Regions from separate parts of the Mus musculus genome. Here regions 1 and 2 are each linked to region 3. The links are chromatin loops, found by intact Hi-C in ENCODE. Cell type or tissue: gastrocnemius. All regions are shown on one strand.

Region 1 (8,000 bases), 510 kb after region 3:
TTCAGCCTATGAGGAAGCTGAGTCTAAAGAGGAAGCAGCCATTGGTTGGCAGTTGGCTTTCATCTGGAGTATCCACACCGTGTGTTTGGCTCTAAAGGTATTTGTACATGAACAGCACTGAATGGCCTCATTAGTAGATATATGTGTGTATACATGTAGATGTACGGGCATATATGGTGAAAGAAGAAGTCCTGAATTTGAGAGGGAGTGGGGGGAGGAAGGTGGGTAAAAATTATGTAAGTACAGTACTCATGTATAAAATTCCCAAAAGTTTAAAAAAACAACAACAACAAAAAAAAAAACAATAACAAAAAGAGGGCAGGATCTTGGTGAGGGGGCAAATTCAAGATTCCAAACTACAATCAACTTCTTGTCCACTCGTCCACTGTCTCACCAGAGAAGTCACAGAGAAGAGAATGAAGGAGAGACAGGTGTAGGGTGAGGTATGGAGACACAGTGCTATGTGGAGACAAGGTGAGGTACGGGGACACGGTGCTGTGTGGAGACATGATGCTATGTGGTGACGCGGTGTGGGGCATCCTCTGCTGCTCAAGTCACCAGAACCTGGGATTCAAGGGATTTCTTCTGTCTGGAGGAAATGTGTTTTTATAATCTTCTTTCGCTGGCTGGTGGGAAAAGAATCCTTCAAAATCCCCAAGGAATCTTAGGAAAACTCCATCAGATTCTAGCCTTCAGCCTGTCTGAGTCATAGTAACTATAATAAATCCAGAGTGTGTTTTCTTAGCATTTCCCTCATTGGGTGGGAAGGGGGTGGTTTACAACTGTACTAAGAAAGTGTGAGTGCGCACACTACCATGGCCTCACCATGAGGCATGATCTAGCCGCATCTGGAAGACCTGTTGAGAAATCCTCTGCAGAATTCTAGAAGAAGGTGTTGGGGTGAGGGAGCAGGGTTGAGTTGGGTGTATGTAGACTCTACATAACCGTACGCACCCATTTGTAGAGGGCACATACAGACTGTTCTCTGTTTGGAACACTCTCCTCTGCTTCTGACCCCAACACCACCACACCTTCACACTGGGATGAAGTATCTTCCTGGTGCCTCCTTGTGCTTTAGGTAGCTGACTGGTAGTTAACCCTGTATGTCTTTTGTTGCTTAGCTCCCTCTTTTGACCCCTCATATGCTCCATTTGACTATGTCTGCTTTACCCATAACTTCTACTAGCACAGTAGCAGAGTACAGTTGGTGACCAATGGAAATTTGTTTTAAAGATTCATTTATTGTGTGCACTGCATTCTGCCTGCATGTATGCCTGCAGCCCAGAAGAGGGCACCAGATCTCATTATAGATGGTTATGAGCCACCATGTGGTTGCTGGGAATTGAATTTAGGACCTCTGGAAGAGTAGCCAGTGCTCTTAACCACTGAGTCATCTCTCCAAGCCCCAACCAATGAAATGCAATGAAAGCCTCTGAGATGCTATCCCTTCATAGTGTCCATGGAGACAAACAGTCAAAAGCATCCACCGCTTGCCCTTCTCATCTCACAGGCATCGTGTGGAGCATCCCATGTCCAAACTGAATTGTGTACATTTAGAGAGAACCCCAGCAGAAAGGATTCATCAGCGGGGGTTAAAATGAGCAATCTAGACACAACTTTCCTTGGAGCTGCCTGAGGACGTAAGTCCAGTGCATTGTGCCCTCACTACTAAGGATATGTAGCTGAGAAGTACAGATATGTCCCACAGATGGAGTAGAGTTCTCAGATAGGAGGCCTAGAGTCACAGGTGCCCAGCTTTCCGGTGCCCCATTCCCTCCTTGCGTGGGCGGAGCGTGGGCTCTTGGTGGTGCTAAGGTTAATTGATTTCATCAAAGTAACAATTTCTCATGACTCTCCAAAGTCAACATAAACCATTCACAAACACGAATTCTTCCAGTTTGCGGTGGGAACTCAATCCTGCACATCCTGCAAGCGGCTAGAGGCTCAAAGGCTAGTGGGCCCTGGCGAAGGGCTAACATTTAAGTGTCCTGCACACGGTAGAGAAAGTGCTTCACATACAATTTGTTGTTCAATTTCTGCAACATTACAGGGAGGTTTGATGCTGTCACCTGTTACAGATACCCGAAGGGACCTACAAACATTAAGTCATACGGTCAGAGAGTGGAGCTGGGGGTCTGTCAGGCTGCCCTCCTTGCCCCCTTCCAGTCCCCCTCACTTGCCCCAGAGAGCCACAGGTTCTCCACCTGAATCCGAAAAGTTGCCATTAGAACCCTGCGGGTGGTGGTGGTTTCCAGCACACAGTCAGGCCTCACTAGCCACCCCATCGACCTCCATCACCCCCATCAGTGTGGGGCCACCCCATCATTTCCAGTTCCAGTCCAAGACAGGGGAAGCTCTGCACACAGCAACGTCGGGGTTTGTTGTCCATTTATTCTGTGGAACTGGAGATGGAACCCAGAGCCCTGATCATACCAAATTCTACCCCGGAACCACATCCCTATCCCCCAAACAGTGTTACTAAGCTCCACTGACTCCCAATGCCAGTGAACCAACATTTGGTGGCAGCCACATAAGTGCATTTGGAAGGGACAGTCAGGTGTCTAAACCAGTGCTCTTCCTCCTGAAGAACTGGAGCACTAGCCTGGGCTTGGAGAGAGCCTGCCCACTGGCTGCTTAGGGGAGCATGTCCAGTGGCTGTCTACATATATGAAAGTCTCTCACAGTAAACCAGGTAGGATGGGGAAACATCAGGGAGGTAGGAGCGAGGCCTGCTTCTCAGACTCAGAGTCCAGGCTATTATCCCCAGAAGAGGACTCAGAAACACCAGAGTCCTGGAAGCAAACAAAAGGGCAGCAGAGGAGGAAGTGGAGGAAGTTGCTTATCTCATTTGTTTATTCTTCCTCCCTCATTTCCTCTTATGCTCTTTCAGCCCCCTCCCCAACCCCCTCTGCCCCCGCCAAACCCCAGTTTCTGGTTTCCTGGCCACTATCTAGCCAATAACCTCCCACATTTGCATTCTCGGCCCGTCTCTGCTCCCATAATCTTTTCTCCAGGCTCTGCTGAGGGTCACATTTACCACCACACAGGATTTCCGTCGGTGATAACAGCAGGGCCTGGTCATTCCAGAACTGCCCCATCTCCTCGTGAGTGTCTATTTTCGGCGAGGCAGGCATCTTAATTTCTCCCAAGAATGTGACATTCCTTAGGTGTCTAACCTATACCGGACCACCAAGTAAGCTTCTCAAGTAAGCAGCGCAGGCTCCCATCCCTGCCCAGCGCTCTGAATCAAAAGTTAAAAGAAAAGGTCGGCTCTGTCTGGGTCTCTCTGTGTGCGGATGCCTCAAGTGGAGACATAAGTTACTCAGGAGGCTTGTCTAAGGTGGGTCACTCACCCACAAATCTCTGCTCGAGGACTGCGGGTCTGCATCTCCAATAGCCCTAGAGCCCTAGGGAGGGCCTCTGCGCACAGAGGTTAGGGATACAGCGCCCCCTGGTGGTCATTTCCCTCATCTCATCGACACAGGGCTTTTCACTTAAAAAAAAAAAAAGCAGTCACCCTCACAGACAAGGTGTGTAACTTCTTGTTGATGCGTAACATGCATTCAAAAAAGCGTACAGATTCACACGATGAAAACACCCCCCGAATTGGACACACTCGGGTAAGCCAACGCCTGTAACATAGGAATAGGTCCCTGGCTTGAGCCCTTCCCCTATCTTGCACAACCACCCCTCCCCTTTCCTCCCACCCCCAACCCCTGCGGCCACCTAGGGTAACTCCCCCTCACCTCTGCTGCTACTCAGGGTAACTGCCCTAACTGCAGATCAGTTTTGCCTTCTGAAGTTACCTTAAGAAGCAGAACTCCAGAGATGTGGGGGATAAAAGCCCAACTCGTCTTCTTACTGTACTGGAAGGCCAAGCGCCTAGAGCCTGACTCCGTGTTTTACTCCATCTTGACGGCCGAGATCACTGAATGCTGAACACCGTAGAAACACCAGGCAATGCGTTTTAGGGAAAGGATCGTCTGAGCGAGAACCACAGCTATAGACAGAATGCCAAGCTAACCGAACCGCAGTTAGCATTTCTCACAAGGGAGGAGAAAGAGTTCGCCCTGTCCTTCATTGCCAGCCTGCATATCTTTCTGATCCCCATCCCCCACCCCCATTCTAGAGACACTGTCTTTACACAAAACCACCCCCTCCTCTACCCCTAAACAAAGAAGTACAATGCGGCACCTGTCAATTTTTGCAATCTTTTAAGACAAAAGATATGGATTTTAAAAATTCTCAAGGACCCAACGAGAGGGCTCAGCAGGTAAGGGTGTTTGTTGATGAGCCTGAAAACCTCCACAGGCTCACCAATAAATACATGCTACACACACAATAAACAAATAAAAATTTTTAAAGTTTTTAAGAAGTTCTATTGGGGACACTTAATACAGTCATAACACCATACAAAACAATAACATGGTTGAGTCTCAGAAGATCTCACCACCCCAAAGAAACCCTGTGCTCACAGCATGGATAATTCCATCTTCAAAGTCAAGGTTAGGTGAGGGGGCCAGGTCTTACCAAGACGAGTGTTGGTCTTGGGGTGGGGGTGGGGGCACTGCTAACCCTCCTTTATAGCACCCACAAATGCAGCTGGAATAGAAATCACCACATGAGAAGATAAAAACTAACCCTTAATGATTAGATTGAGTTAATTCCAATAACTGAGTCTAACTCCACACATTCAAGTTATGGAATCTCATACGCAGTCACAATAAAAATAATTACGGCAATGCTTTATGCCTTGCAGATATGAAGCCTTTGACATCTGCTGTGTGACTATAACTGCAGCACACCTCAACTTGAACAAGGCACATTTCTAGTGGCCAGTGACTTGGAGCTGGACATTGTGGCTCTGGACAACATGTGGAATGTCATCATCATCCTAGGAAGAGATCATTAGGAGTGGTGAGGTAGCTCAGCCAGTAAAATTGCTTGCCATGTAAGCCTAACTGCATGTATTCAACAACCAGCACCCACTATAGATGGAGAGAACTAACTTCTAAAAGGTGGCCTCTGATCTCTACACACACACACACACTAAACAAACATAACAATAACATTTTATTACTTTAAATACTTTGAAACTTAAGTACACAGACATCTTAAGGTTATATTTTCATTTGTAGTCTGTCTTCTTTATTATAAAAACTAACATCTTTGGTACTAAGGAGAGCACTCCATTGAAAGAGTGTTTGCCTAGGGTCCTAGGTTGCTCTCCATTCTGTGATAAACACTGTAACCAAAAGCTAGCTGAGGACGGCAAGGCTTCATTTGGCTTACACATCAGAGATCTCACTCCATCACCAAGGGAAGTCAGATCGTGAGCTCAAGGCAGGAACTGAAACACAGGCCATGGGTGATGCTGCTTACTGGCTTGATCCTTGTGTATTGCTTAGCCTGCTTTCTCGCACATACAACCCAGGACCATCTGCCCAGAGGTGGCTCTACCCACAGTGCATTGGACCTTCCCATATGCAATCATTAATCAAGAAAATACCCCCAGAGACATGATCACAGAACAATCTGAGGGAGACAAATTCCCAATGGAGGTTCCCTCCTTCCAGATGACTTTACTTTGTGCCAAGTTCAAACACACACACACACACACACACACACACACACACATGCACACACACACACATGCGTGCACGCAAACACTTAGCTGTGCATGCAAACACTTAGCACTCACAAAGCCCTGGGTTCAAGTCTCAGCCCCAAGTAAGTGGGGTATGCTGGCATAATCTTGTAATCTCAACACCCAGGAGGCAGAGGCAGGAAGATCTAGAGTTGAGAGCCATCCTTAGCTACATAGTAAGTTCAAGACCAGTCTGGCTACATGAGAGCCTATTTCAAATAGTAAGTGATGCATGGTACCTATAGTCTTAAAACCATACACACAAAAGCAATGCATAGTCGACAACACAAAGAACTGCAACAGTGCTCGGCTCTCAGTGTGTTGCTGTGTGTGTGTGTGTGTGTGTGTGTGTGTGTGTTCCTTGTGTGCACCATCTTTGCATTGTAAAAAAAGAAGCACAGCCTAGCAACTCATCAGACACCAAAAGCCAGGCACAGGCCATGTGATTGACTCTTAGAACAGTTGCCGGTCCCTCCTGTGTTTCAAAGCTCTGCCACCTGTCAGCTTCTGTTCATGTAAACCAGGGGGTGGCTTGGACAAACCCGAAGGCACAAACCAGACTGATGTCACCGAGTTGTTCTGGCAATTTGGGGGACCACAGTGGAACCAGAGCCATCCAGAAGATGAATCCAGAATTCTCTGGCATCCGTTCTCTATGCGCAGGCACGCCTCTGGTTTGAGAGGTGCATCTCCACTTATACTAACTGTTGCTCCCCGGTGTCTACGAAAAACTCTTCAAGTCTTGAAAAAGAGAACATATCACTTCTTCAAAGACTCGTTTAAAAAGAAGGTGAAGGCATTAGATGAATTCACTTCCTTTTAAACATCTTACCATGAGTTCTGTATTAGTTGTCTTTATCCCTGGGACAAAATACGTGAACTAAATAAGTTAGAAAAAGAGGAGACTTGCTTGGTCTCAATATTTTAGAGGTTTCAGTCCATGTGAGCCACCCATCCTCTGGGGCTGGATGACAGAGGACGAAGCATGGTGGGGCCAGATAGTGAAGGAAGCTGCTCCCCTCTTCACAGCCAAGAAACGAAGAACCAAGAACATTCAAGTGTCCCACTATTCAATGCAAGGCACACCTCCAACATCCCAACTTACTCCCATTAAGCCCCTACACTGCCTCCATATAGCACCACAGCCTGAGGGCCAAGCCTTCTGCAGGCATCCTTTGAGAGACACTCAAGATGCAGACTATAACAAGAAGTCTAGACATTAGAGTCTAGGTTTGAAATCAGAATGCAGAGTCAAGTGTGGGCGGGATTGTGGGCGGAGTGTGGGCGTGGCTCAGCAGAGAGCTTGCCTACCACTGCATTTGGACTTGAGTGCTGTTTCCCCCCAGCCCCCACCCCGCCTTGCCCCCCCCCCTGCATTCACATACAAAAGCTAGAAGTGTTGGCACACAATTGTATTTTCACCACAGCACTGGGGAGGTAGAGCCAGGTAGATTCTGCGGGTCACTGGCTAGCCAGTCTAGCAGAACTAATGAGCCCAGGTCAGGGAAAGACCTTGTAATTCAGTAGCGAAGAGCACACACTGCTCTCGCAGAGAATCTCAGTCGGATTCCCAGCTCCCACCTTACAAAACAGCTCACAACCACGTGAAAATACATCTACGGAGTGGATGTGTGTGTGTCACCTCTGGCCTCCAAGGGCACTTATATGCCTAGACACATGTTTGGTTAAAAAATATATATGGATAGTAGCTAAGGATGACGCTAGAGGTTGGTTGGCTTCTGGCTGCAACATTCACTGAGCACACATACATGTGTTCATTTGTGTGAGCACATGAGCGGGCACACACACACACATACACACACACAGAGAATATAAAGAAATCAGGACTCAGACTTGTCTACTCAGCCCGGCTGAGCAAAAGCAGTATTATTCAGCATGAAAAAGAAACATTGGGGTTTTTTTCCCCAGGAGCCACAATGCCTGGAGCTGGAGGGGAAAGTGCTGCTTCTTGTTTATAGCAGCATTCTACCCCTTGTCCTGCGGTTCTGCCCTCTCACAAAGCGGGGCAGATACCTGCAGATTCATCACATCCTTCTATTACTCAGGCTTAAGTCAGCACAGCCAATAGCAAAGCCAGTCCACAGCCCCTGGGGGGGGGGCAGGGGCGCTTTATTATTTTCTAGAACCTCAAATTCCTGAGAGACAGGTTATTTTCTAGAAGGATTTAAGGTTTTAGAGCTCTGGACAAAGCCTGAAATTCATCTTTCCATGTTTTTGAGAAGCATGGAGGCTGGCAGAGAAAAGCCAGGATTTTCTCTGTACCCACTCCCTCCTCCTTCACTGGCAGAGAATGTGCTAGCCTTTAGCAACGTTCCCAGTCCTGACTTGGCCT
Region 2 (8,000 bases), 130 kb after region 3:
AATAGAAGCAAGAAGAGCTTAAGAACACAGTCCAAGACCTCACAGCAGGTAAGAGGCAGAACTGATGTTAGAGCATCCATGATAAGCACCATATTCGATTCTCCTAGATGCCATGGTCAGAGTGGAATCGTCCTCAGAAACACACTGCCAACCACCACGCTTCAGACCTTGTAAAGGAACCTGGTTCTGATGAAACAAGAGATTGCTCAGAATTATGGCTCCTTCTGTAAGGTTTCCCCATTGTTTGTCAAGCTTTGCTAAATTCCCCAATACCTACAGGGCTCTCACCACATTTCTGTGGTTACAGATGTACAGAACAAGCGTTTGAGTGATATTGAAAGGCTGTTGGTTTAAAGATGTGAATAATGTCTTTGAATTTGACATATTTGCCATATTCCTAGAGGTAAATTGAAAATAATAAAACTCCATAGACTTCCCCATCAATTTAACTTATACACACCCCTTAGAGATGTTATATATTTTGAAATATATCACATTTACATATGTCTTCTATGTATACATATGGTAAGCACCTACTAGACACTGAGTGTTTATACATTTCATCTTATTCATTCATAACTCACTGAAAGTGTCACTGAGCAGCATAGCAAAGATGCCAAGTGAAGGCTGTCTGGCTCCACCATCTGCATCCCCAGTCTCCAGGTGACATGACATAGTAGGGTGCCATGACTAATTCAACCTCTGGGACCCTAAGTTTCAGGGGCTTCTGTTGTGTTTTGCCTTGTTTAGTTTTGTTTAGTTTTGTTTTGGTATGTGCCTGTGTGAGTGAGTGTGATTGTGTGTGCGTGTGTGCGTGCATACCTGTGTGTGTGTCCATATGCATGCTAATGTGCATCTTGGTGTGTGCATGTTCATGTGGAAGTCAGAGAATAACTTACTCCTTAGCCTCTGTCCACCTAGTTTTGTGGGGAAGGGTCTCTCACTGACCTGGGCTTACCAATTTGGCTGGCAGGTGAGTCCCAGTGACGCTCCTGTTTCTACATCTTTGGTGCAGCCATCACTTAGGTGTTATTTTTTTAAGGTGGATTTCCCGGGGATCGAACCTATGTCCTCATGTTTGCAAGACAAGCACTTTAAGAACTGAGCTATCACCCGAGCCCACGAACTCAAGTTTTCTTATATCCTTATGTGGCACATAAATGATAAGGTCTATGTTGTCTTTTATTTCAAGAATTGTGTGAGATATATGAAATTCCACATAGCACGTAGGCCAGTTAATAGGCTTTAGTCCCTAAAAATGTAAACATTCAAACATGCCAAGGATCTGATTTTTGTCTTCATCATTTTTCTCTATTTTGTTTACTAATACTTTCACTCAGAAAACAATGCATGAAGGAGATGCGTATATGAGTGAAGACAAAAAAAAAAAAAAAAAAAAACAAAAAAAAACCATACATGAACAAAGAGACCTCGGCAGTGCTTTTAGCTTAAAAAACAAAAAAAACAAAAACAAAAACAAAACCACAGTCTAGACAATTTCTTCCAGTGACATCAAAGACACAGTCCTTACTCTATCATATCAGAAGTGGAGCCCTATTTAAGGTTAGAGGTTCCCTCTGAGGTCCATGACCCCACCCCCTATGCTAATAAAGTCCAGTGAGCAGGTTCAAAGTGGCACGCTTTGAATTTTTTTTAATGAGACAAAAATAAAAATCGAACATATTTTTAAATATCAGAGCTTATTACACTCTCATAGTAATGTTTGCTTTGTGCAACATTTGCCTGCATTGTGTGTAGTCTGTGCATGTCACCTGCATTGCTGCATTGTTTATAGTCTCTGTAAGTGGCCCCAGTGCATTTCTTGTATCAATGCTTGGTGTTTTTCTGATAAAGAGTAAAAAAAAAAAAAAAAAAAAAAAAAAAAAAAATCAAGGGACTCTTGGGGAATATCTTTGGGAACCTAGGGGTAATGATCGGTTTGAATGTCAGCCAGCCACAGTTTAGAATCACCTGATTAGTGAGCCTCAATTGAGGAACTGTCTTGGTGGCCTTCCTTCATATGAGAAGAGCCTCCTCACATGTGGATGGCACCTTCTGGTAGCATCCCAAATAAAAAGGATGGAAGAATATTGCCCTCCTGCTTGCTGGGCATTTCCTCTCACTGGTCACTTGATTTGGCGATGGTATCATTGCTGATATCAGAGCCACAGTTTCCAGGCTCCGTCGTTCACTAAGGGCCACCTCTTCTCCAGGAACCTGTTAGGCTTCCTGCATCAGACTGCAGCTGCTGAAACCTCCAGCCTTGTGGACTGAAAAACTCCCAGGTTCTAGGTCTCTCTGGTGTGAGGCAGCCACTGTGGTAAAACTCTCAATGGGGCAGAAGTTGTCCCTTCATTATTACTGTTGTTTGTTTATTGATCTTTCCTTTTCATTTGCTTCTGAATCTCCCAGGGAAGGAGATGCGTATATGTGTGAAGACAACAAGACAAAACATGGTGCGTCGAATGAGAGCTGAAGGCAGGACCTAGGAACTTTGCCTACAGTTGGTTCTGCTTGTGTCTACATTTGAAACTTCCATAACAAGGAGTTAGATAGAGATAGCCCCCAGAAGAATAAAAACAAACAAAAAACCAATGTAGAACTTGAGTCTATAATTTTATGCTCTCTCGTGTACACACATGCACTCCAGGAGACCCCTGCTTCACCTACACGGTTTTGCACACTGACTTTGAACGCTTTCCAAATGTGGTAATGTGGCCTAACTTGCTTGTTATTTTTTTTTTTCAACATAAAAGATCATAGGCCCTGTTAGACGCATCAGAACATCATTCTGTTCATCTCGGGGAAACGTTCTCCCTTCCACATTTTCTTTGAAAGAGGAGGACAGAATGAGGCTGGGGGGAGAGGTGGGGGAAAAGAACGGACCACTGAGTTTCCACTTTCCACAGAATGGCAAGGTCCTCGGGGAGACAGTAAATTGAAATTAAGGCTGTTTCAGGCAGCCTACAGGATGTGTCTGCAAATGTAGACGCAGAGAAATGGTGAAAAAGTCTGTTTGTGCCCATTCATACAAAGTGGGGGCCTTGTAATGTGCTCCAGCCCCTGGGAATGGTGGCTGGCCCGAGGAACGGAGGCCGGAAGAATGGGATGGATTTGACATAAGTACTTTTAAGTGTTCTGAAGGCCCCCACTCCTCCCTGTGGTTTACAGCAAAGCCCACTGGGAGCCACAAGGAAAGAGCCCAGTGAATCCCCACAGCTTTTCGTTTTAAGGATAACAAATCTTAAAACAGGTGTGAGCTCAGAAAGCTCCTTTTACTCCTTGCTTTCTCGGTCTTCTGTGGCCAGCCAGCTCTCTCGCTTTGTTATTATCATTCCACAGATGGAGAAGTCTGGAGTCAGGCAAGGGAGGAGAGGAGCGAGAAGCTGAATAAACAAAACGTGCTTGGAGTGACTAATATTCATGAAGTCCGCTGGTCATGCACTATGAAATTTATTAAAGTGTGGTTTCCACGAGAATGTATTAGTGGATCTAATGAACACAGAGTTTTAAAAAGTGGTCTCCAGGAAATGGCTTCTTGGGCTTGGATATGTCCAGTGAATAATGTAGCCAGAGATTATATCGTCAAAAGCTTCGTTAGGCTGCTGGGAAAGGTGGGGGTGCCGACACCAGGGAAGTGGGGATAAAGGGAGACTAGAAGTCTGACGGGTCCGAGTCTTTACTCATTTATACTCATTAAGCCTGGAGACTGCGCAGAAAGCCTCTGAACTTCAGTGCTGCCACCTGGTGGAGACGAAGCGCCATGCGAGGACCTGGGAAACATGGCGCCTCCATCCTCAGAGTCAAAAGATTTGAATGCCTGGTTCAGGCTGCCATTAAAAACCCGGTGCAGTGCACTCATCGTTTCCTTGGTTACTACAGTGTGTTTAGAGCAAAGACAAACACGGGCACGGGCACCGATTGTGCTGAATCAAACCTAAATACGTGTGCTATTTATTTTTGTACATCTGTGATCAGAGAGCCTGAGATAGCTTAAAAGGGAAAATCACTTATTTTGGCTCATGGTTTCAGACATCTGAGTCCCACCATCTTGGCTCAGCTGATTCTGAGCCGCTGATGACATGGTAGAGGGAGCATGCTGAGGAAGATGATGTTCTCCTCTAGACCATCAGGAGGCAAAGCTGCTGGCAAGGGGACTGAGGACCTGACATAACCTTCAAAGGTCCCTCCCTGGCCTACTAAGTCCCTGGATGCTCTACCTCCTATGGTTTCCAGACCGTCCCAAACAGTTCTAGCGTCTGGGGACCGAGCCTGAATACGTGAGCCCTGTGGGGAACATTGCACATTCAGACAAAACAGGACAATGTGTTTTGTTGGTTTCGTTCTTTGTTTTTAAGTTCTCCCATTCTGCTGTTCTATTCTATTGGGACCTTCAGTTAGTTTTCATAGCGTCATATCTTCAGTCTTAGGCTAGTGTGTTGCTCTCTTAAATATGTTTGTTTTATAATCAATTCCAACTCTTGCAAAACGTTGAACTCATCCTGTATTCCTCTCTTTCAATCTATCCACTGTATCAGCAAGCAACCCCTCTTGTTTGTGGTCACAGCATCCCAGGACCATTTCATAGACACCGCCATTACCCACATTTTGACCGACTGGTTCGGCTCCTGAATGATTGCCACAGCCTCCTGATTGAACTGCGGATTTCCAGCTTTCCAGGCTCTGGTCAGCTTCCCTTTAGGCACCAGAAGAGGGCAAGAGAACATGGTAAACACTCGCCTTCATTGCTCAAAGCTCATCAAAGAAAACCCTAGACTTCTACAGTGTGTTTCAAGGCCAGGTCTGCTCTCCCGTTTTCCACTCACTGGTCTTCTTGCTGGTCCCCAGTGAGGCTACCCTCTCATTGCCCTGTCCAAACACTTGACAGGAGGCAACTTAAGAGAGGAAGGGTGTGTTTCTGGCTTACAATTCAGTGAATTAGAATCCATAACAGCAGGGACAGCATAGTGGCAGATGTATGAGACAACTGTCATATTATATACATAATCAGGAACAGAAAGCAGACTTAAAGTGGGGGCCAGGCTACAAACACTCACAGTTGATCAAATCCACTCCCATTCTCTCCCCTACCTCTTCACCTCCCTCCAGTCACTTTCCCCTCCTGAATTCATTTATATGCTTCCTCTCCCTCTCCCCCTCCCCCTCCTCACTCTCTAATTTTTAAAGATTTATTATATTTACTTATTTGTGTGACACATGGAGCAAGCCATGGCGTTGCGGAAGTCAGAGGATAATGTTCTGGAATCATTTCTTCCCTTTCACTATGTGGGTCCCTAGGAACCAACCCAGTGCCTCCAGTCTGGCAGGCAGTGACTTTAGCCACTGAGCCACCCATAGGGTCTCGCCCTCCCCCTCCTCCCCCCTCCCCCCTCTAATACTTGCTGAGTGCATTTCATGCTGCTCATCTGTGCATGGCTGTGGAACCACCTACTGGAGCATGGCCAGGCTCTTGGAGCCCCGTCCTTGAAGGAAACTCAGTTTGCTTCTGCTTCTGACCATGGTTAAAATGTTTTTATTTCATGCACTGACTAAATGCAATTGGATTTGCAGTTATCAGTTTGCTCTTCGTTTTTCCACATTTCTAATATTGTGGTTTCTCTTTCAATACTTTCTGTAATGGCAAGAAAAGCTTTTGTGTACCACTTTGAGTCCTGTTCTTCCTTATACTTATTTTATTAACAACTGCTTTGATTAATATACATACCACCGTTTGTCATAATAAGGTTCATGATCTAACTAGTTGAAATAAAAGAATTTCAATATACTTTCCTGTATACTCCTTGTCTGTAGCATAGCTGATTATATATATCAGCATCTTAGACTTTACATTTTCTCTCGCTCTCTCTTGCACTCCGCTGATTTTATTTTCCTCTTCAAAACACTTCTTAGGGTGACCTCATCTCTGTGGTCAGCATGCTGTCAGGATGGATTGCCATTAATCCTGGTGCGTTCTGGGTGGTCTAGCCTGGTATCAGTCGCCGTGTGTGTGTGTGTGTGTGTGTGTGTGTGTGTGTGTGTGTGTATGAGTGTGTGTGTGTGTGTGTGTGTGTGTGTGTGTGTGTATGAGTGTGTGTGTGTGTGTGTGTGTGTGTGTGAGTGTGTGTGTGTGTGTATACATATATATACATACATACATACATACACATACACACACATGCACACACACACACACATATATATAAACTATGGCATAAGTTCAGGCTAGCAGAGATGTGAGCTTCATGTCACCACTTCTGCCATGCTTAGCCTGAGGACTGTCCACCAGACCAACTCAGATAATATGCTCCAGTTGAAGCTAGCTGTTTTCATGGCCTGGCTAATCTTCAGGGAAATCAAGAGACTCGGAGGGAGGGAGCAGCATCATAAGAGCAGGTTCCCATAGTTTCTCTTCTGAAGTTAGGTGGCTTTTCAAGCTTGAAGGTTTAAGGATGGTGTCTTGGTTTGTATTGGGCTCTAGACTACGTGTGTGTGTGTGTGTGTGTGTGTGTGTGTGTGTGTGTGTTAGATCAGTTTATCTTCCACTACAGGTATCTGTGTGAGAAGGCTTGCAGCTTCTCTCACTCAGTTAGCCAGTGACGCTCCTAACTTAAGCTGAGAAGCAGCCACCGGTTTTTCTACTGTTGTTGAGCTTATTGAGTAAACTGAATGGCTTTTCCTTATCATATAATGTCTTGTGGTAGGAAGGACTTCAAACCACTTAGTGCCCGCGTGAACTACACTGCCTGGAGATTAGACAGGAGAAACACTGAGGCACCATGTCAACACGTCATCTTTAGAAAGAGCTAAACATTTGACAAACTTCACTGACCAAACTAGGGTGAGATCAGGGGATTAAAAGACATAGATACCAATCTGACATCTCCAAAGATGGGGATAAAAAGAAAATAAACTCAAATGCCTACAAATAGAAATTGGTTACTTTTGTGGGAATCTCCTCAGGGGGAAGGGGCAGAGGAACGTTTTTCTAAAGCAGTTGAACATGTGTTTAAAGCTGAACTTCAGAAACAGGACTATAATTATTTTTTTCTGATATGTTTTCTGTTGAGACATGTCTGACTCTTCACATCTTGACTGATGAGGTTCCCCCACATCAGCCTCACCCAGACTTGTGTTTTCTGAGTTAAATAACTGAGATTTATCTGTTTTTGACAAGCCGCCTCACACATTCATCTCTGTGTCATGACGGTGAATTTCCAAACGCTGAAAACTTCACACAGACTCTGGACTGTTTGCAGGTTTACACCCTTCCCACACTGAAAACAAATATTAGAAGGGAAGGCTCACTCGAGAAGAGCAGGAACAGGGCGACTGATACCAGGTTAGACCACCCAGAATGCACCAGGATTAATGGCAATCCATCCTGACAGCATGCTGACCACAGAGATGAGGTCACCCTAAGAAGTGTTTTGAAGAGGAAAATAAAATCAGCGAAGTGCAAGAGAGAGCAAGAGAAAATGTAAAGTTTAAGATGCACACAGCCTCAGTGTTTCTCCCCATTCGTTTTGGAAGCCCTTGGGTGTTTCCAGGGAAATTTAATCTGACCGTTTCTGAGCCATTTACACTTAACTCACCACAATGTTGTTCCATCCTAGTCACTGGTCCAAAAAGCCCTCCAAATCATGCCCATAAAGATTCCTATTAAAAGCAATTGTTTTCTTTTCCTTAAAGTGAAATTATGCCTTTCCAGATTGAAAGGAACATGGACATGAACTCTAAAAAGAAAACTTAGAAGACAGGAAATGCATACACTTTGGACCAGAGCGTGCCGTCCATTTAGATTTCCAACCCCGGCTGCCATGGTTTTGGCAAGTCTGTCCTGAAGGGTTTACTATTCCTTGGAAAGCCAAAGTGAGTCCTCCCAGGCCCAAGGGTGGGGGGTACGGGGGAGGGGTTGGGTGGGGACCTGGCCACCAGGGAAGAGGGAAGAGACTATGACTGGATTCTCAGCACTCAGAAGGCCAAAGCAATGGAATTTGTGA
Region 3 (8,000 bases):
AAAAAATCTGCTTATTTATTTACATCCCAAATGCTGACCCTTCCTGGTCCCCCCTCAAAGACTTCCTCCTCCCAACCTCTCTCCCCTTCACTTCTGAGAGGGCATTTCCTCATATCACTCCCCACCCCCACCTCCAACTCTGGTGCATCGAGTCTCTGCAGGACTAGGTGCATCCTCTCCCACTAAGGCCAGACAAGACAGTCCTCTGCTACATATGTGCTGGGGACATCAGACCAGCCTATGTATGTTCTTTGGTTTGTGGCTCAGTCTCTAGGAGCTCCCAGGGATCCAGGTTAGTTGACACTGTTGGTCTTTCTGTGGAGTTGTCATCTCCTTGATGGCCTCTAGTCCTTCCCTTAACTCTTCCATAGGGGGCCTGACCTCCGTCCAATGTTTGTCTATCTGTCTCAGTCAGCTGCTGGGTAGAGACTATCACAGGGCTGTTAAGGTAGCCTCGTGTCTTCAAGCACAACATAGTTAATAGTGTGAGGGATTGGTGCCTGCCTTTCCATGTGATGGGTCTCAAAATGGGCTGGTCACCAGTTGGCCATTCCTTCAGTTATTTTTGTGTATGTATCTGTGTAGGCATGATGTAGTACCAGTGGAGGCCAGAAGAGGGCATCAGACGCCCCTGAAGCAGAAGGTACAGGCAGTTGTGAGCTGCTGTCATGGATGCTAGGAACCAAAACTGGGTCCTCTGGAAGAACAGCAAGTACTCTTACCACCCTGGGATCTCTCCAGCCTCATAGTTTAGACATTTTGGTAGGTTTTAGTTTTATAATGATTAACTGTGTGGTGCCCAAATGGTTAACGACACCAAGCATCTTTTCTTTTGCTTTCTATCTTCTCTGACCGAGTGACCGGTCAAGTCTTTTTATCTATTTTTAAAATCGGTTCATTCGATTTCATTGAAACTGTCAGTTTTCAAGAGTTCATTATCAATTCTAGATACAAAACGCTCAGCTATGCATGAGATTTGACAATATTTTCTCCCAGCCTCCGGCTTGTACTTTGGTTTCTATCTGAGTTTCCTTTCTGTTTTAGTGATAAGCCATGATGACAAAAAGCAGCTTTTAGGGGAGGAAGGGTTTATTTAGTTCACAGTGCCACAGTAGCAGAGAAGTCAAAGCAGCAGGAATTTGAAAGAGCCAGCCATGTCCACCCACAATCAGGAGCAAAGAGCAAGGCTCTCTCATGCTTCTTGCTTGCCTATTCTTGGCTAGATCTCTTCACTCTAGACCTCCTGCCTAGGGAATGTTCACTAGCCCTTCTGCCTAAGGAATGTTACCACCCACAGTAGGCAGGATCTTGAAGTGGTTCTTTGGAAAGTTGGACGGATGGTGTTTTGCTGGGGCAAACACATGAAGGAACATTTAGCTGAGAAACGCACCAAAGAACTTCTGATAGAGCTGAGAAACTTTTGGTGGTGTGCTGCAGTTTCTTGCTGCTTCCAAGGACTCAGGCTGGTTGGCAGAATGATGTCAGCCGAGGCAAGCCACGTGCTGAGGCAAGACCTGTGGAGGACCCGTGATATTTAGAGAGTATAAATAGGACTCAGTGGGCAGTGATGGAGGAAGGTGAGCTTGACCTGCTTACAGAGCTAGTTGTGCAACTCGCTTCTTTGCTGATCTTTGCTTCCCTGAGAGAGGCACAGCCAAGAACTTCTCCTGGTCTCCTGGTATCTCCTGCTCCCTCCTGCTGACTCAAGTCAAGGCTGAGGCCTGGCTGTCTCTGCTAGGTAGTGCCACCATTTGCTATCCAGTGTTTGCTATCCTGACTCTAACGAACTTGGCTGCTGGTGTATCTGTGAGGTGTTTGCTAGTGGATTGAGCTACCGGTCTGCTAACCTGTGAACTGAACTGCCGATTTCCAGACAACACAGACAGGAGTTGCTCCAAAGAGCCCTTCTAAACAGGTCCACTTCCCCCATATCCTTTCTTCCCCACTACCTCTGGTGGGTGGTGAGCTATAAGGGAGGTTAAAGCGTTTGAGCACCATCATTAACAATAGGTTTGAAAAAAATAAAGTTACAGGTTCTTCCCCCATCAATTGAGGAAATCATACCAAACCAACATAGGTCAACCATATCTGGACAATCTCTTTCCAGGCGAGTGCTAGATTGTGTCAAGTTGATAGCTGTAACCAACCAGCTCAATTCTTTTGGCAGAACTTTAGCAGAACAATACTTTTCACTAAAAATAAATAAATAAAATCTTACTTTGGTTTTGTGGACCATGATCTTGGAATCATTTCTCACTTTTTGCCTCAACCCAAATCATGAAGATTTTTCCTGACATTTCCTTCTGGAATCTTTAGAGTTTTATGCTGAATAAAGAAAGCGAATAAACCCTCACTGGAGTTCATCGACACCTGCTTCCTAGAGAGAGTCATCTCTGCCTGCTTCCTACCCGAGGACAGAGTGAGCAGCTATTCACACCCACGGTGCCATGATTCAGCTCCGCGATGGACTGCATTCTCTCCAACCAAGAGCCACACGATAACCCCTTTCTTGTGTTGTTTTCGGTTGCTTTTGTCAGAGCAACAAGAAAAGTAAAACAAATCCATTATTTCACTGGACCGTTTAAACTAACTTGCTTTTCTTGTAACAAAGAAGGGCTTTTTAAAATCTCTTCCCATTCTTTCTGGGGGAGTACAAAATCATTGACCTGTTAGATCCTGGATTTACATTACCCTCCCTGTGTGTGTGTGTGTGTGTGTGTGTGTGTGTGTGTGTGTGTGTGTGTTACATGAAGATGGGAGACCTATGTTAGACTTAAGCATGGTTACCTGGCTTCCTCTTGCTACAACAAGGATGTTGTGTTCCCCAAAAGCACAAGCAAGAAGATGAGGCTGTGTGACGTGACACCACAGGCACTGTAGTGAGCGTAAAACAAACGCACAGATTGTACCTACAACTAGATCCTATAATTAATTGTACCACAAGAGATTCATCCATGCTGGTTATGCCAGACCTTCTGGCACAGCAGGGGAGGAGACTGGCGAATCTTCAGCCCCAGTGTGTCACTTCAGCGGATACTTTGACCTGATGGCAGACACGTGTTGTTGGGATGCATGTCTTTGCTCCTCATTTACAGGTAGAATGGCAACAGCAAGCATTTGTGTGTTCTGTCCTTGCCGGAGAGTGAATGTCTACAGAATGTTCGTGGAGGTGGGGACTTTCCGGTTTCTTTCAGGTATATACATACTTCCTTGGAGCATTCGGTTTTCAGAACCATGCTTGGCTGTGGTACAGGGTTATACCCAGGCTAGGGCCACACTTCGATGATCCAAATGATCGTTTCTGTAGTGTCAAAAGAGTTCACACTGTTGACACTTCGTCTTCATTCCACCAAAGAAAGTAGAAGCGTATTGTTGCGACAGAGGAAGTAAAGGCGTTTTCAAGGTGGAGATCAAGCGCTTTCCCAAAACTTGGTCAAGAGATTTTAGTAACTTAAACAACTGTTAAGCGTGTTGCTCTGGCCAACTTCAGAGACCTTGTGACTCAGAGCGTTCACAGAGCTGATGTAACTGTTCTGGAAGTCTTTTGACTTGAACTTAAGAGTCACTTCCACACAGCTGCATCATGTCCACCTTCAACAGCAATTTGGACCCAGAAAGCACGGAAGGAACAGGGGCAGGAAAGGCCCAAACTAAACCCTGAGAGGAGAATCACACAACAAACCTGGGGTGTAGTTCCAGTCATTGGCCACCAGGGGTCTGTCTTCTCACAAGGAGCTGTGCGCAGAGGGCGTGTTTCTGGGACTTTGAAAACCCAAAGCTTTTCTGGATGTTTGCGGTGCATCCAGATGTTGGTTGTAAAGGTGCAAAAGCAAAGCGAGTTCTCAAAGCCAGGACAAATAACGGGCAGCTTCTCGTTTAAGGATTTAAATGGAGTAGCAGATGGAACTTGTGCCAATCCTTGGGAGAACGACGGAGCGGTAGGTGGCCAAGAGAGTGGAGACCCAGAAAAAGTTAAAAACACAGGCCATCTGTTCCCGGATCTCTTTCTACTTCACCTGGTTTTCACTCTCACCCCTGTGCCGTGCTACAGCTGAAAAACATCACTACCAAAACGTGCTGGGAGAATTTTTATTTGTCTGTCCTAGCCTCCAGAATCGGGACTGGCCCTGCATTAGAATTGGATAACCCAAGTGCCTTTTGACATTTAAAAGTTACACATTGGAGGCCAACCCCAGGAACAAGAGTTGTCTCTTGAGATCTGTTAAGAAGCTCTGCAAATTAAAGAGTTTGTGGGGAGGGGGGGGGCGTCTCTCTAGTGCTTTTAGTTGCTTTGTTTTGTTTTGAAATAGCCAAAAGATTTTCATCACTTAAGGAATTATCTCCTTCGTTCCCTTGCTACTCTGAAAGTGGAGTAGCCACTTCTGAAAGTCGACATTCCTGAGAGTCCAAGATATATTTTCACACTTTTAATTAAAATTTGAAAAGATGTAGCTCTCCGGTCAGCTAATGTGGGATGGGTGACTTACTCGAAGCAACTGTTACTCCATCTAGACATCATAATGGACTCTGGGCCTGAAGAGCTTGTTCCCTTTGAGGGAATGTTATTTTCCTTTGGCTTTATTTGTTGATGTTGATGCCTTTGGGACAGTGATCTCAGTGTATCTAGTGGCTGTGCCCACCAGGCTGGTTAACCAGAAACAAACCCTCAGAGAAGAGTTGCCTCCCGGACCCTGCCTTCTTTATTCTGGTCTTTCGAACACACATAGATGTCTTCATTACAGCTCCGACTCCTTCCAAACTGCACACTCCTTAACCTGATTTCTCACCACGCATGCAGCTGTTTACTAATTTATTACTCACTAAGAACTTCATGCTGTGGCTAAAATTAAAACGGGGACAGCGGTCTGCTCTCTCAAAACGATGCCGAACTAGTGGAAAGAATTCTAAAAACGTATTTTTAAGATGTATACATTGTTGTGCACACATGCACATGTCTGCCTGTGTGTGCATGCATGAGGTGGGGGCATGCACTTGTGTGCAAATGCCCTCAGAGGTCAGAAGAGGACATTGGATTCCCTGGTGCCTCAGGCAGTTGGGAGTCACCTGACTTCGATGCCAGGGGAGCAGGGGGGGGGGGAGGAACTCATGTCCTCTGGAGGTTCAGCTACCTCTCTTAACCACTGAGCCACCTTTCAGCCCCAGCAATTCCTTAAATACACTTCTGGATCTAACTGAATATTCTGAGCATGAGGTGCCACAGGCATTTGTGACCTAGAGGCACTCTCTGATCACCCACATGACACATCTTCAGCTTACAACTATTATGTCTAGAGATCACTGTCGCTGAAATCTGCGGTTCAAGAGCTATGTCAGCAGAACCCTGATCCACATGTTCAGATAAAATAGCTGCGCAAATCCTCCTTCCAATATCATTTCGTTAAGCTGAGATACCCAGTCGATAAAAAGAAAACCAGAAATTCTCTCCGAAAAGCCATTCTCACTTGGCTCCAGTTATCTGGATATAATTGTTTTTACTTTATTATTATATTTAAGCCATGACATCTGTTTCCAAACTGTTCTGGGATAGAAGAATTAACAGGAAGCAGGCTCTGCAACTGCACTCTCTTCTCCCCAAGCCGAGCATCTGTGGGGAGTGATGAACATGGTAAAGAGAAGCAGCGAGAACCTGAAGGGACTCCCAAGTGCTCAGGAAACGGCAGAAGTTTGAGATGGAGAAGACCATCTCTCTGTCTCTTCCAGGAGCCAGTCCCAGCATGCACGGTACCGCAGACCTAAAAGCCAGGCAAATGGGCTTGTCCCTGGGAGGGATGAAATGGGAAGAAAAATTTGCATGTTGTTCCAGATGCCAAAACCCATCTGGTCACTGAGATTTCAAAAGCGCTAACCCAGTGGCTGTGGGGCTCTGTACACTAAGTCTGTAGAAGGTAGTTCCAGCCCCAAACCTCCCTCTGTGTGCTTGCATGTAACTGCTGAAATCTAACTCATCTGCTGGATATAGACGTTGCCTTCTTCTTGCTGTTTTCTACTTAAGGAAGTTATAGATGTATTGGTTTCATTAAAGTTTTTTATATGTTAGCCAAGACCCAAGAACAGGCACATAAAAAGTAGATTTGGGTTTCACCAGCAGATTTCCCTGACCAACAGGACAGCCAATGCTTTCATTGATCCCCCAAAGAACACTCGATGGTTGGATTTTATGTTGTGGACACAATGACACCAGGAGCTCCTAGAACGGAGGACGATGTCATCCTTGATCTCTTTCCTTTTTAATTTTCTTACATTTGTTTATTTCATGCATGGAGGAAGCTCATGCTATGGCATGCCCGTGGAAGTCAGGGGACAACTTGATGGATTCAGATTTGTTTTGATCTTGGGTGGACACACACACACACACACACACACACACACACACACACACACTCAGTCAGATGTAAAACACTCCCACCACGATGGTAGATAACAAAGATCTTCAATTTCTCTTTAAATAGCCTTTACATGTATTTATACATTCTGTAATTACATTATTAAAAGTCCTCAAGACTGTGTTTTATGTGTTTTCCTTGATGAATTAATTAATGCTGAAATTTTGTGTCGTATTGTTTTTAGTTTAATTTTAAAAATTCATACTCATATACTTTCTTAACATCATTTCTACCCCTTTCCTCTTCTCCTCCAGCTTCTCTTATGCTTCCCTACTCCTCCACAAATTCATCACCTCTTCTTTAATAACTGTTGCACATATATATATATATATACATATACATATATACATATATATGCATGCATATGTATATATAAAGTACAGCCTGCTGAGTCCATTTTGTGTTGCTTAAATGTATGTATTTAAGGCTGAGCACTTGGGATTGGATAATGCATTAAGTGGCTCGGCTTGGCTTGACTCTTCCCTCAGTCTTCCCTGCAGCTCTTCATCTAGGGATGAAATATCTTGTCACCATCATAGTAAATAAAAGCTAAGTCTTTCTACTCAAGACATAGATTATTAAGACTAATAAAATGTTATAATCCAATCAGAAAGAAGAAAACTCAATGAGTGATAAAACACATACAGGGAAATCACCAACCGGGAGGAATCCCGTGCAAATATCCTGTTGGCATGCCAGTGGCTACCACTGTTTAGGCTGCCAGATTGAGATGTCATGGCTGTAGCTTTCTAAAAGACACCAGTGTTCCCCCTGGTCCTCGGGCTCTTATAGTCGCTCTGTGTCCTATTCTGCTAAGGCCAAGGCAGAGGGGTGGTCATGTACATGTACAAACTGGGGTGAGACACCCCACAGTCAGCTGTTCTCTGCATTTCAATCAGTTGTGGGCTTGTGTAGGAGCCTCTGTCGTCTGTAGAAAGCAGCTTCAATTGTGAGAGGCAAGAACTACACTCATATCTGAAGATATGAACTATAAAATGCATTAACTTTAGTTTTGTCTTTTTTTTCCAAATTCTAACCTTTTGAGCAGCAATATTTTTTTTTCTGTTCCTATAACCTGCTACCATGTTGGAACATGATTTGGGGGGTTATCTAAATCTATGCTCCCAGGCTGTGGTCATTTATATTTTGCTCCAGAATAAACTAGAGAAGTACGCTTTTGTGTGAGCAAAAGTACATAAGTAGGCTCGCATTCACATTTATTTTTTTTTAAGTACAGCTTACTCTGCACTTGAAAGTTTTAGTTGATGCTTTAAGTGATGGTACCTCTCCCCGGAACTAGAAACGGAGAGTTCACTCTCAGTGTTTCATCTCTCAGAGGACCATTTGAAGTATCGCCAACACCTTTCCATTAAGTGAATGTGAGACACGGGAACCAGTTCTCTCTTCTTTTAATACATTGGTTCCTAACCTGTGGGCTTTGACTCCTTTGGCAAGCCTCAATCTTAAAAAAATTTACATTATGATCCATAACAGTAGCAAAATTACAGTCATGAAGTAGCATTGAAAATAGTTTTACGGTTGGAGGTCATGGCAACATCTGAAACTGTATTTAAGAGTCACGGCATGAGGAAGGCT

The links. A loop is a pair of places that touch in the nucleus more often than their neighbours do. Peaks named below come from ENCODE experiments on the same cell type or tissue, not always from the same donor. Only the 100,000 strongest peaks of a DNase experiment are listed, where the experiment ranks them.
Region 1: a loop joins it to region 3, with 12 times the contacts of the local background. A loop is called at or near these places in 14 of 42 quality-filtered maps.
Region 2: it touches region 3 in a loop (8-fold over the local background); 23 of 42 quality-filtered maps call a loop at or near these places.

What each region holds. Positions count from the first base shown.
Region 1 is chr1:184,768,368-184,776,367 of GRCm38, forward strand. No RefSeq gene overlaps it. Among named protein-coding and RNA genes, the nearest start is that of Gm51725, 9.0 kb to the right of the region's middle. In gastrocnemius, CTCF peaks have their summits at 1,310 (motif pointing right) and 3,455 (motif pointing left); a DNase peak (open chromatin) is centred at 3,441; H3K4me3 peaks cover 481 bases; H3K27ac peaks cover 849 bases.
Region 2 is chr1:184,391,676-184,399,675 of GRCm38, forward strand. No RefSeq gene overlaps it. Among named protein-coding and RNA genes, the nearest start is that of Gm34229, 36 kb to the right of the region's middle. In gastrocnemius, a CTCF peak has its summit at 3,745 (motif pointing left); DNase peaks (open chromatin) are centred at 3,751 and 5,441; H3K4me3 peaks cover 569 bases; H3K27ac peaks cover 1,182 bases.
Region 3 is chr1:184,262,569-184,270,568 of GRCm38, forward strand. No RefSeq gene overlaps it. Among named protein-coding and RNA genes, the nearest start is that of Gm34177, 63 kb to the right of the region's middle. In gastrocnemius, CTCF peaks have their summits at 626 (motif pointing right) and 3,711 (motif pointing right); DNase peaks (open chromatin) are centred at 602 and 3,732; H3K4me3 peaks cover 507 bases; H3K27ac peaks cover 1,719 bases.